Regions from separate parts of the Homo sapiens genome. Here region 1 is linked to region 2. The links are chromatin loops, found by intact Hi-C in ENCODE. Cell type or tissue: pancreas. All regions are shown on one strand. Region 1 holds the start of SND1-IT1 (SND1 intronic transcript 1). Region 2 overlaps SND1 (staphylococcal nuclease and tudor domain containing 1).

Region 1 (5,000 bases), 130 kb before region 2:
AGCACAAACCCTACCTCTCAGGGGAGTCCAGCAGTCTCTTCCTCCTGATAACATTTTTCCATTTATTCTAGGTCATAGGCCCTACATAGCTATGAGAGGGAGACCAGGAGACTGAATGTGCCTGGCAATAGCTATCTTCCATAGGAATGGCTCATTAAGAATATCATTTCATGTCAGATGGGTAGACTGTATCGAATACCATGAGTGGCAAGGGTTCTGCTTGGCAAGGCTCTGTTTCAAGGACTTTCATGACCTTATGTGATCCAGTACATGCATTCCCCAATTGCAATCACTGCCCACTATCCTCATCATCCAGCTTCAATTGAGATGAGGCATAAAGTAAGTACTGTGGACCCTTCTAGCAGAAAAAATGCAAGAGGAAATCACATGTGAGGCTTTTATGTCTTTACTCTGGGCTGAGCTGGGTTAGACCTAAAGATGGAGAGGAAAAGTGAGTGCCAGGAGTCTTGGAACTGCTAAGGTTTCTATTGCTTCTACTTGGGGGGAAAAATGAAACTGTCAGGTCTGAGGACTGTATTTCTTCCTTTTTTTTTTTTTTGATAGGAACAACATTAAGAAAAACAAATTGATCTGACAGAGAAAACATAAAACTCTCTTAAGGAAGAGTTTACTATAGTAGGGACACATTCCCTAGGGGAAGGGAAGGGAAGCGTCTGCTGAAAAGGATTTTCTTCCCTGGGCTAGAATTACATCCTTGAGGCCTTCCTACATGTTCCAAGGAGGCCAAATCTCTTGTGGTCCTAAACTATTCCTCATTCCACTCCTAATCCCAACAGCCATCCTGGGATAGGAACACTAGCCTCTGGAGAGCAGTGAGGCCTACCAAACCTACACCAGTCAGCCCATATGACATAATTACAGGTAACAGAATCTTGGCCAAGCCAATGAAAAATTAGGCACAGTACCTATTTCAGAAGAATGGATGCAATTCTATGCTTGACTGGCTATGAAAGTTCTAAGGAGAGGAATAGGGAAACAGTCAAGCTAAGCCAGCAGCTTTGCAGAGAGGAATCCCACTGGAGCCAGCACAGTATTGGCACCTATTAGCACATGCTGCTGAGCTCACTTGGGGAAGGCCACCAGTGACTGGAGACTCAGCTACTTCCAGGCGTTAAAAGCTGATAGAGGAAGCCCAGTAGTCAGGGGAAGAAAGGCAATGGGGCAACGTCCCCCATGGTACATTTCTACCTCCACTTTTCTCCTTGTGATGCCACTTTCATTTAGGGGCTGGAATGGGATTTGAGGGCCCTCTCTTCTCTCTAGGCTTTCTGAAGTACTTCGCAAAGGGCCAGGAGCCCAGAAGTGAAGGGGCTGTAATAGACAGATAACAACCTGGTATTCAGGAACAGCCCGTCTCCAAACAGGAATTTGTTGACCTGAACTTCAAAATTAACTCTTCGCTTATTTAGCAGTCTAATCCACAAAACAGAAACATACCAGAGAGGGAGAGATTTGCAGACTATGTTCAGAGAGTGAAGGGACACGAATGGTTTCTATTTGAACACTAAACATTTTTCAAAACACTCATCATTATCTCATTACCTTTAAATATACTGGCTGGAGAGACAGGGAGACCCAGGCAGGTCAGGGTCCTATAGTAAGTGCACAGTCAGGTTTTGGCTATGGACTTTTTCAATGATAAGCTGATGAATTAGCAGCCATGTGTCCAGTCTTAATACTTCAACAGTTTTCCTCCCACCCTGACAAATGCCAAGCTTGGAGAGCTTTCCTAAAGAACCATAAAGGACAACAAAATAACAGGCCTTCTTCCCATTCTCTAGAATTAGGTCACAAGGAATCAATTAGTTGATTTGACAAATATTTATTTATTGAGTATCTCTTATATACTAGGCACTGGAGTACAAAGACAAAACATGGTTCCTGTCTGTGAGGAGCTTACAAGCTAGTGGGGAGAGACTTGGGTCATAGATCCCTTGTATACTATTGGTAAGTGCACAACAGATACATGCACAGGGTGCTGTGGGAACTGATGGAAGGACATCTCATCTAGCCTGGGAGAGCAAGGGAAGCCTTCCAAGAAAAGGTGGTGCACCTTCCAGAACAGGAGTGAATAGGAAAGCAAGCAAGGGCGATGACTGATGTGCTGGGCCGAAAGTGTAAGTCTACCTGAGAGATGGGAGAAACAAAATGTAATGGTATATATGGTGAACTGCCAGTATAACAGGTCCATTCTGATAAGGCACGAATTACGAAGTGAGTGGGGGTGGTGAGACATAAAGTTGGAGAGGTTATCAAGAATATATGTAAACTGAGATAAGACTTTATCCCAGAGGCAATGGGGAGTTATATTTTTTAAACAAATGCACCTACACAGTCAGATTTGTCTTTTAAGAAACATTAGATATAGGAATATAGACATACATGAGCAAATGGGAAAAGTAAGGCCCACAAAAATCAAACAGCAGATGAAGCAGGAATCAGACAACAGACACAGGAGCTGTGGGAAGAGCAGAGTAAATATTTAGGGGAGGCATGGGCATAGCAAATTCTTCAAATTCCTCTGCAGTCTTGGAAGCATTCAGGATCAGAATCCATGCCCTATAGAAGACTGACTCTTAGTCAATGTGGGACCTTCAGGGAAGTCCTCTACTATTCCTTTAACTAGTTCCAGATATTCTATGGTTGAAAAATGGTAAAATATGGCTAAAAGAATTATTGCCTTCTAAAAGCAAAACTGGCATGATTTGAGGAGAAAAAGCATTTGATTTGGAATGCAGATATTTGAGTTTTAGTATATGTCTTACCATTAGCTCTGTGAACAGAGGCAAGTTACTGTGCATTTTGGTGTCCTGAACTGTAAGACAGGGTTAATATTTTTCTTATAGGTTTGCTGTGAGATTAAAATGAAACATTATGCATGAAAACACTTTTAAAATGAGAAAATGCTATATAAAATTAAGGTTTGATCGCTATTAAGACAGGAGTTTTTCTTACCTGAGACTTCTTCAAAGAATATGGCCCTTAACTAAGAATAAACTGCTTGAAATTAAAGACCACTGGTGGGTGATGAACTGTCAAGCATGTGTGGGGAGGTGATAAAGGCCTTAGCCCCCAAACAGCCTTTAAAAGCTTGTGGGATGAGAGAGCTATTTAGAAAGCTGACCATAACATGTTCCCTTTTTCCTGGGCAGTGGCTGAGATAATCTAGAATAAGGGGGCTTTGTGAAAATAAATGAAACATTGCCGGACAGCCTGCTTGCTTTTCCAGCAGGTAATTATTTGTGGCTCGGAGAGGGTTCCCAAGCGACATGGCCGTCAGGGAGAGTCAGGAGAGTAGGTTGCACTGGATTCACCCTCACTGGGCGTCCATTACTTTCTTGGAATTTCCTGTGGCTTGAACTGTCCTCATTCCTTTGATCCAGAGATATAACTTTGCTAGTGTTCCCTCTCTTGTGGGTCTCCTCAACAGGGAAGGAGCCTGCGCAGAGAGATGGAATGGGAAGGGCTAAGAGAGCATACACCACAGCGCTTGTGGGGTGATGTAGGGAAAGGACCGAGGGCACAAGAAGGACAGAGATTGAGATAAACTTGAAACTGCTTAGAGCAGTTTATCTATTTCAGACACGATACAGCACACTTGGAGCTACGATGAAAGAAATGAAATCACTTTTTCTTGTATTCTAAGTTTTATTTCCCAGACATACACCCCTTCATAAATACACACCAATATTCATGGCTGAGGCCACATTCCCCTGAAACGTAAATACTTTTTTTTCCCCAATGGCAACAGTTGCTTATAATGTTTTTCTGTACCTTTTTTTTTTTTTTAAAGCAGGGAGTAAGGGAGAGAGAGGAAACCCAGGACTCTGCCCTGGCCACTGCAGCCTGCAGAATGAGCTCCCCGGGGGCATCCTCCCTTTTAATGCCAGCAGGGAGAAGGGAAATAGGTCAAGGCAGCAGCCTGAGTTTTCAGCTGGGGCTGTCCAGCATGAGGACATCATTTTTCAGGCAGCAGCAAAGAGCAATTCTAATGTGTCAGAAAGGACAAAGGGGTCATCGAAAAAGGCCTTAGAAATGATCACCAAACCCACATACATTGCCCCTGTCCTCAGAAACTGTACCTCCTACAGCCTGGAACTGTGAAGACAGTTAAACTATGACACTGATCTCTTTAAATAATACCTTATGGCCCTTTAAGACTTCGGGTTTCTCCAACACAGCAGTGAAAACACTGCTGTGCAGGCAGCAACTGGTCAGTGAGTATGTGCTGGCTAGCTGCCTTCTGGAAGAAAGTGAGAAGAGACATGAAATCACTGTTTTATTCAGAACAAGGGCCGCAAAAAGGAAAGGGTGGCTTGGGATTGCTAGATCAGTGTTTTAGACAGGAATGCCAAGGCAGAAAAGAATCACATATCCAGGACCACATAAAAACTGGAGTGTGAAAACCTAGGAGTTTACACTTTTAAGCCAGTTATTTACCCATTAGCTAATGCTATCTCTCACTACTTCTGGGGGATGCTAGTAATAGGCACAACTCCCCATCTGGGAAATCACACCAGATCTTCCTGTCCTTGACTGTGTGGCAGGGAACTGCCTTAAAGAGTCAGCTGTATGTGGGTCAGGGGTCACCAAGTACATGCTATCCAATGGGACATGGCACTCAGCTCATAGTCACAGCTACAGCCAACAGATACAATAATCTCATGCAGTCCAGCCTCAACGGCAGGGGACAGGAGAGCCAACTTAAATTTTCAGGGCTATTACAAGCCATTTAAACCCAATTCAGCATACCATATGCAGCAGTAGTCAGCAAACTTTTTGGTAAAGGAACAGATCGTAAATAGTTTAGGCTTTGCAAGCCATATAGCCTCTGTCGTAACTACACAACTCGGCTGTTATAGTATGAAAGCAGTTATAGACAATACATGAAAGAATTAGCATGGCCAGGCCAGGCGCGGTTGGCTCATGCCTGTAATCCCAGCACTTTGGGAGGCTGAGGTAGGCAGATCACAAGGTCA
Region 2 (5,000 bases):
ATGTTTACATACACAAATACTTACCATTGTGTTATATAACTGCCTATAGTATTCAGTACAGCAACATGATGTACAGTTTTTAGTATAGGAACAACAGGCTATACCATACAGCCTCTGTGTGTAGTAGGCTATACTATCAGGGTTCCTGTGAGTACACTGCATGATGTTCCAACGATGACCAAATTGCCTAAGGACACATTTCTCAGAAGGTATCCCAATTGTTAAGTAATGCATGGCTGTAGCTTGTTAAGTAGTATAGGGGCCTATTATCAAGCTTATACTCGAAAAAGACAAGTAGCAGCAATATGTCAATAAAACCACTATGAGCTGTTTCTTGAGTGGTCAGAATGAGCTTGACAATATACTAAGGACCATAGGAGATTACTGCACAGTAAGTATTAAAAAGGCAGATGGAGTTGGTGACTACTACAGTCCTCTCACCAAAAAATTATTACTGAAAGAATCTTGACTGTAATTTCTTCTTCATTTTATAGGTGGCTAAACTGAGACCCAGAGATAGTAAGTAGTATTTAGTGATGGACCTGGGCTAGAACTCAGGTCTCAAGTCATAAAACAGGCATCCTTCCACCATGACAGCCTGTCTCCTACATTCACACACAGATTAGAAGTCAACCAGAACAAACTATATAAGGAGTGACTTACATGGATCTCAAGGGCATTATGCTAAATTTAAAAAGCCCATCTCACAGAATCACATATTATGATTCCATTTATGTAATGTTCATGAAATGACAAAACTATGGAGATGGAAAACAGTTGTCAGAGGGATGATGGGAAGGGAAAGGGGTAGAAGGGGTGGCACTAGGGAGACCTTTGTGATGACTGAATAATTTTCTACCTTCATTGTGATGTATGTGAATCGACAGTTGATAAAATGGCATAGAACTATACAAAGACACTGTATCAATGTAAACTTCCTGGTTTTGATATTGTACTATAATTATATGAGATCTAACCACTGGTGGAAACTGGGTGAAAGGTACATGGGATGGCCCTCTCTCTACTACCCTTGCCACTTCAGTGAATCTACAATTATTTTTAAAAAAAAGTCAATGGGATTTTAACTTACTGAAAGGAGACAAGAAAAGCATTAATGACTCTAAACTCCATTCTCACCTAGAATAATCAGAATAGTTCTCAACCAGAATAAATCTCTGAAGGTCAAAGTAGACAAAACTTGTCACCATCCCTCTACTCCAAACTCTGTAGTGGCTCCTGTCTCACTCAAAGCAAAGGCCATGTACAGCCTACAGGTCTGCTGTCCCCATTCCCTCCTTCGCTAACCCCATCTCCCACCACCTCCACCTTTGCTCCCTCTGCTCCAACCCTAAAGCCTTCTTTGCTATCCAGGACACTTGACCATAAGACCTCTGTCTCTAGTGTTGCCTTTGCCTTCTGCCACTTGCTTTTTGCCATCCTTCAGGTCCTTGCTCCTGATACCTTGCCACTGAGGCCTCCCTGACTCTTCCCTGGCTTCCCTACTAAAAAATTTCCCCCTCGTAACCCTGGAATACCTCCCTCAACTCTTTCATAGCTTTAGTTTTCTCTATAGCACTTTTCATCACCTATATATCTTTACTGCTTCTTTATCTGATTGCCCCCATTGGAACGAAAGTGCCGCACAAAATAGATCTCTCTATCATATGCACTGATCTATCCCCAGTGCAAAGAACTGGCGCCTGGCAACGTCATGTACTCAACTCAGTAAATAAGCTGTTGACTAGAGATGGAGGAAAAAAAATACCCACAAACTAAAGTTAAAAAAAATAAAACAACCATATAATGTTCATGTGGCCTAAGAAAACAGGTGCAATTTGGAGATTACATGCAAATGAGGTTGAGTTTTACTTACATTTGGAAACATGAGATTTTAAATTCCAAGTCTGGCTTTAGTAAGATGAAACTTGAGAAAGACATTTACCTTTTAAGTCATATTTTCTGTTCTATCATACCAAGCGGACTAACTTGACCTGAAGGACCTCTAGGGTGGTAGACAAAGCTAATGCTCTAAATGATGCCACAGAAGGCATCATCTGTGTTTCGGACCTTAGCCAAGCCTAGAAATAAAGACATACCCCATGGGGAGCCATGGAAAGGACACGAGCATTTGTTAAGTCAAATACCCTCTATAAGGCAGAAAAGATATTACATACTGGGAATAAAATAGTTATTTGTCACCTAGTGCTGTGTGTGCTATGAGTCTTTTTGTTGTTGTTGGCAGTGTCTGGTTCTGTCACCCAGGCTGGAGTGCAGTGGTGCAATCACAGTTACCTGCAACCTCCACCTCCTTGGCTCAAGTGAGCCTCCCACCTCAGCCTCCTGAGTACCTGGGACTATAGGCGCATGCTGCTACACCTGGCTATTTTTTAAGTAGAGAAAGGGTTTCACCATGTTGCCCAAGCTGGACCTGAACTCTTGGGCTCAAGTGATTCACCCACCTTGGTCTCTCAAAGTGCTGGGATTACAGGCGTGAGCCACCATGCCTGACCTACTATGAGTCTTATTATAAGTAAGCACCAAGTGTTGGGGGAAGACACACACAAGATGCACAATTCAGATTTTAGACGGAGTACCTACAGCAAAACTTTCCTGAGAAATGAAGCACTGAAGAATGAGTAAGAGCTAACCAGATGAAATGTATGTTCCAGGCAGAGAGCAGATTAAGTTAAATAGTAATGCATTTAATTTTTTTTTTTTTAAAGGAATGGTGAATGAGAACCAGGGAATGTAAATATAAACATGGAGAGGTAGGGAGGGGCCAGGTCATGGCTCAGTATACTCCACTCCTAAGGTTATGGAATGATTCTAAAAATCAGATGTGTGTTTCAAAAAGAGAATTAAAGCAGTAATGTAGAAAATGGATTGGAGGGCAGTAAGACTAGAAATAGAGAGGCTAGTAAAAAGAACTGCTGAGTTATTCTACACTGACAGCATAAACCAGGCAGTGAGGAGAGCCAGGATAGGATGAACCTGATATACCAGTAGGTAATTACATACTGGGAGTTAGGAGGAGATAAAGACGACAACATGATCTCTAGACTAAAAGACTATGTAAATGGTGACACCATCAAAAGACGCGATCATTTGAGTAAAGGAACAGCAGTTGAATATAGGTGGGAAGCCTGCTAGAGACAGGGAAAGGGAAGTCAGCAGCATCACCATCAGATCACCCAGAGACTGAATAGTGGTAAGAAGAGGGACAATGACAGAAGCCTAGGAAGCACAAATATTTAAGGAGCATTCAAAGCAGACTGAGAAAAAGTTATCAGAGTTGTAGAAGGAAATCCACGAAAGTGTGGTATACTGAAAAGGTAGAAGAAAACAAGATTTTAAAAGATAAGTATTAAATACTCCAGAGAGGTCAAGTAAAAGTAAAGACTGAGAAGTGTCCTTCAGGGAAGCATTGGTGAATGATGGGGAAGGTTCAAAGCTAGAAGGGAAAGGAATGAATAGCAAACGGGACAGAATTAAAATGTCTTTTAATTATTCTAATTAACTTGGCTATGAAGAGAAGGCAAGAAGAAGAAAAGCAGATATAATAGGATAGAAGACTGAAGGACAATTAAAAATAACACTAGTTAAAAAGAGAATAGCCAATAGCACAAAATCCCAAGGAGAACAAAAGAACTGGAATCTAGAGCATGTAGGCAGAACAATTAGTTTGGAAAGAAGAAGGTGAAACTGTCTACGGAGATGGGAAGGCAGGAGGTAAGAAAGCAAGCATAACAAGGAAGGCAAACTGGAAGCTGAGAGAACAAGAAGTTAAAGGCATCTTCCTGATAACCCTATATTTACTCCATAAAGTAAGAGATGAGACTGCTGACAGTGATAGGAAGAGATATAGTTAAGTAGGGGGGCTTGGTGGACAAAAGCGGTCAAAGTCTAAAATAGCCATGGTAGTGAAATAGCACCATTAAAACAGCATTTATGGAAAATTAATCCAGGAGTATTATGCAGCAAGATTTGAAGAGGGGGAAAACCTGCAGGTACGAAATGCTTGGATCTGCCTTGTTGAGTGCATGGAGTGGAGGGATGGCAAGAGTAGAAGGAAAGAACTGATAACAGAATTCTTTAACATATAAATAACTAAATCACTACCTTCCTAATGAAATTGCTTTCTCTCAATACCCCAAGGAACACCTAGGCAGCATCAAACACCTTTAATTATTTCAGCTCCTGGTGGGAATCAAAGCTATTATTGATGGGCAGCCCCTAGCTTTTAGATTTCCCAATCCAAAATGCTATATGCTTCTTGAACCATAGCTCATAATCCAACTTAGTAACTCATTAAATATGAATGACTATGCCTACTTAAAGCACATCTGGAATATTCCCTGTACAAGTGGTGATACATTTTAATGGTTGTCCAATCAACCTGGACAGCTCTTCAAAATGAGTTGTCTAGGTTCTTGGCTTCTCTTCGAGCTCAGTATGTCTGGCCGATATGAAAAGGAATAGAATCATCTGACAGGAGAAGACTCCAATTTGTTGAGTACCAAAAAAGCTGGGTCTAGCCCACTGCTTAGGTTGTATTTTAATAAACTACACAGGTGATTCTTGGGCACACTGGAGTTTGAAACCTTCATTTTAATCAGCATTAGAGTTAAGCATGTTGGCTATGAAATGAGAGTAAGATGATACAAATGGAAATGAAAAGCAGGTATGTGGTAAAAAAAAAAAAAAGGAGAAATAAAAAGTTGATAATCATCAGCATACAAAGGGTAGATGAAGTTATGATTTAACAAAATACCACATAAAATAAATACCACAGTCTGGGCAACATAGCAAGACCCTGTCTCTATTAAAAAAAAAAAAAAGATAAATAAATTAGCTGAGCATGATGGCATGCCTGTAGTCTCAGCTACTTGGGAAGCTGAAGTAGGAGGATCCAGGAGGTCAAGGCTGCCATAAACCATGATTGTGTCACTGCATTCCAGCCTGAGTGATAGGGCAAGACCTTGTCTCAAAAACGAAACAAA

The links. Peaks named below come from ENCODE experiments on the same cell type or tissue, not always from the same donor. Only the 100,000 strongest peaks of a DNase experiment are listed, where the experiment ranks them.
Region 1: it touches region 2 in a loop (4-fold over the local background); 2 of 110 quality-filtered maps call a loop at or near these places.

The regions. Positions count from the first base shown.
Region 1 is chr7:127,994,951-127,999,950 of GRCh38, reverse strand. All of the region lies in intron 16 of SND1 (staphylococcal nuclease and tudor domain containing 1), which reads right to left. SND1-IT1 (SND1 intronic transcript 1) reads right to left here and starts at 2,442. Exons shown (of 1, transcript NR_027330.1): 1 at 1-2,442. In pancreas, no CTCF peak of the experiment used is centred here; no DNase peak of the experiment used is centred here.
Region 2 is chr7:127,865,620-127,870,619 of GRCh38, reverse strand. All of the region lies in intron 12 of SND1 (staphylococcal nuclease and tudor domain containing 1), which reads right to left. Among named protein-coding and RNA genes, the nearest start is that of SND1-IT1, 130 kb to the left of the region's middle. In pancreas, no CTCF peak of the experiment used is centred here; no DNase peak of the experiment used is centred here.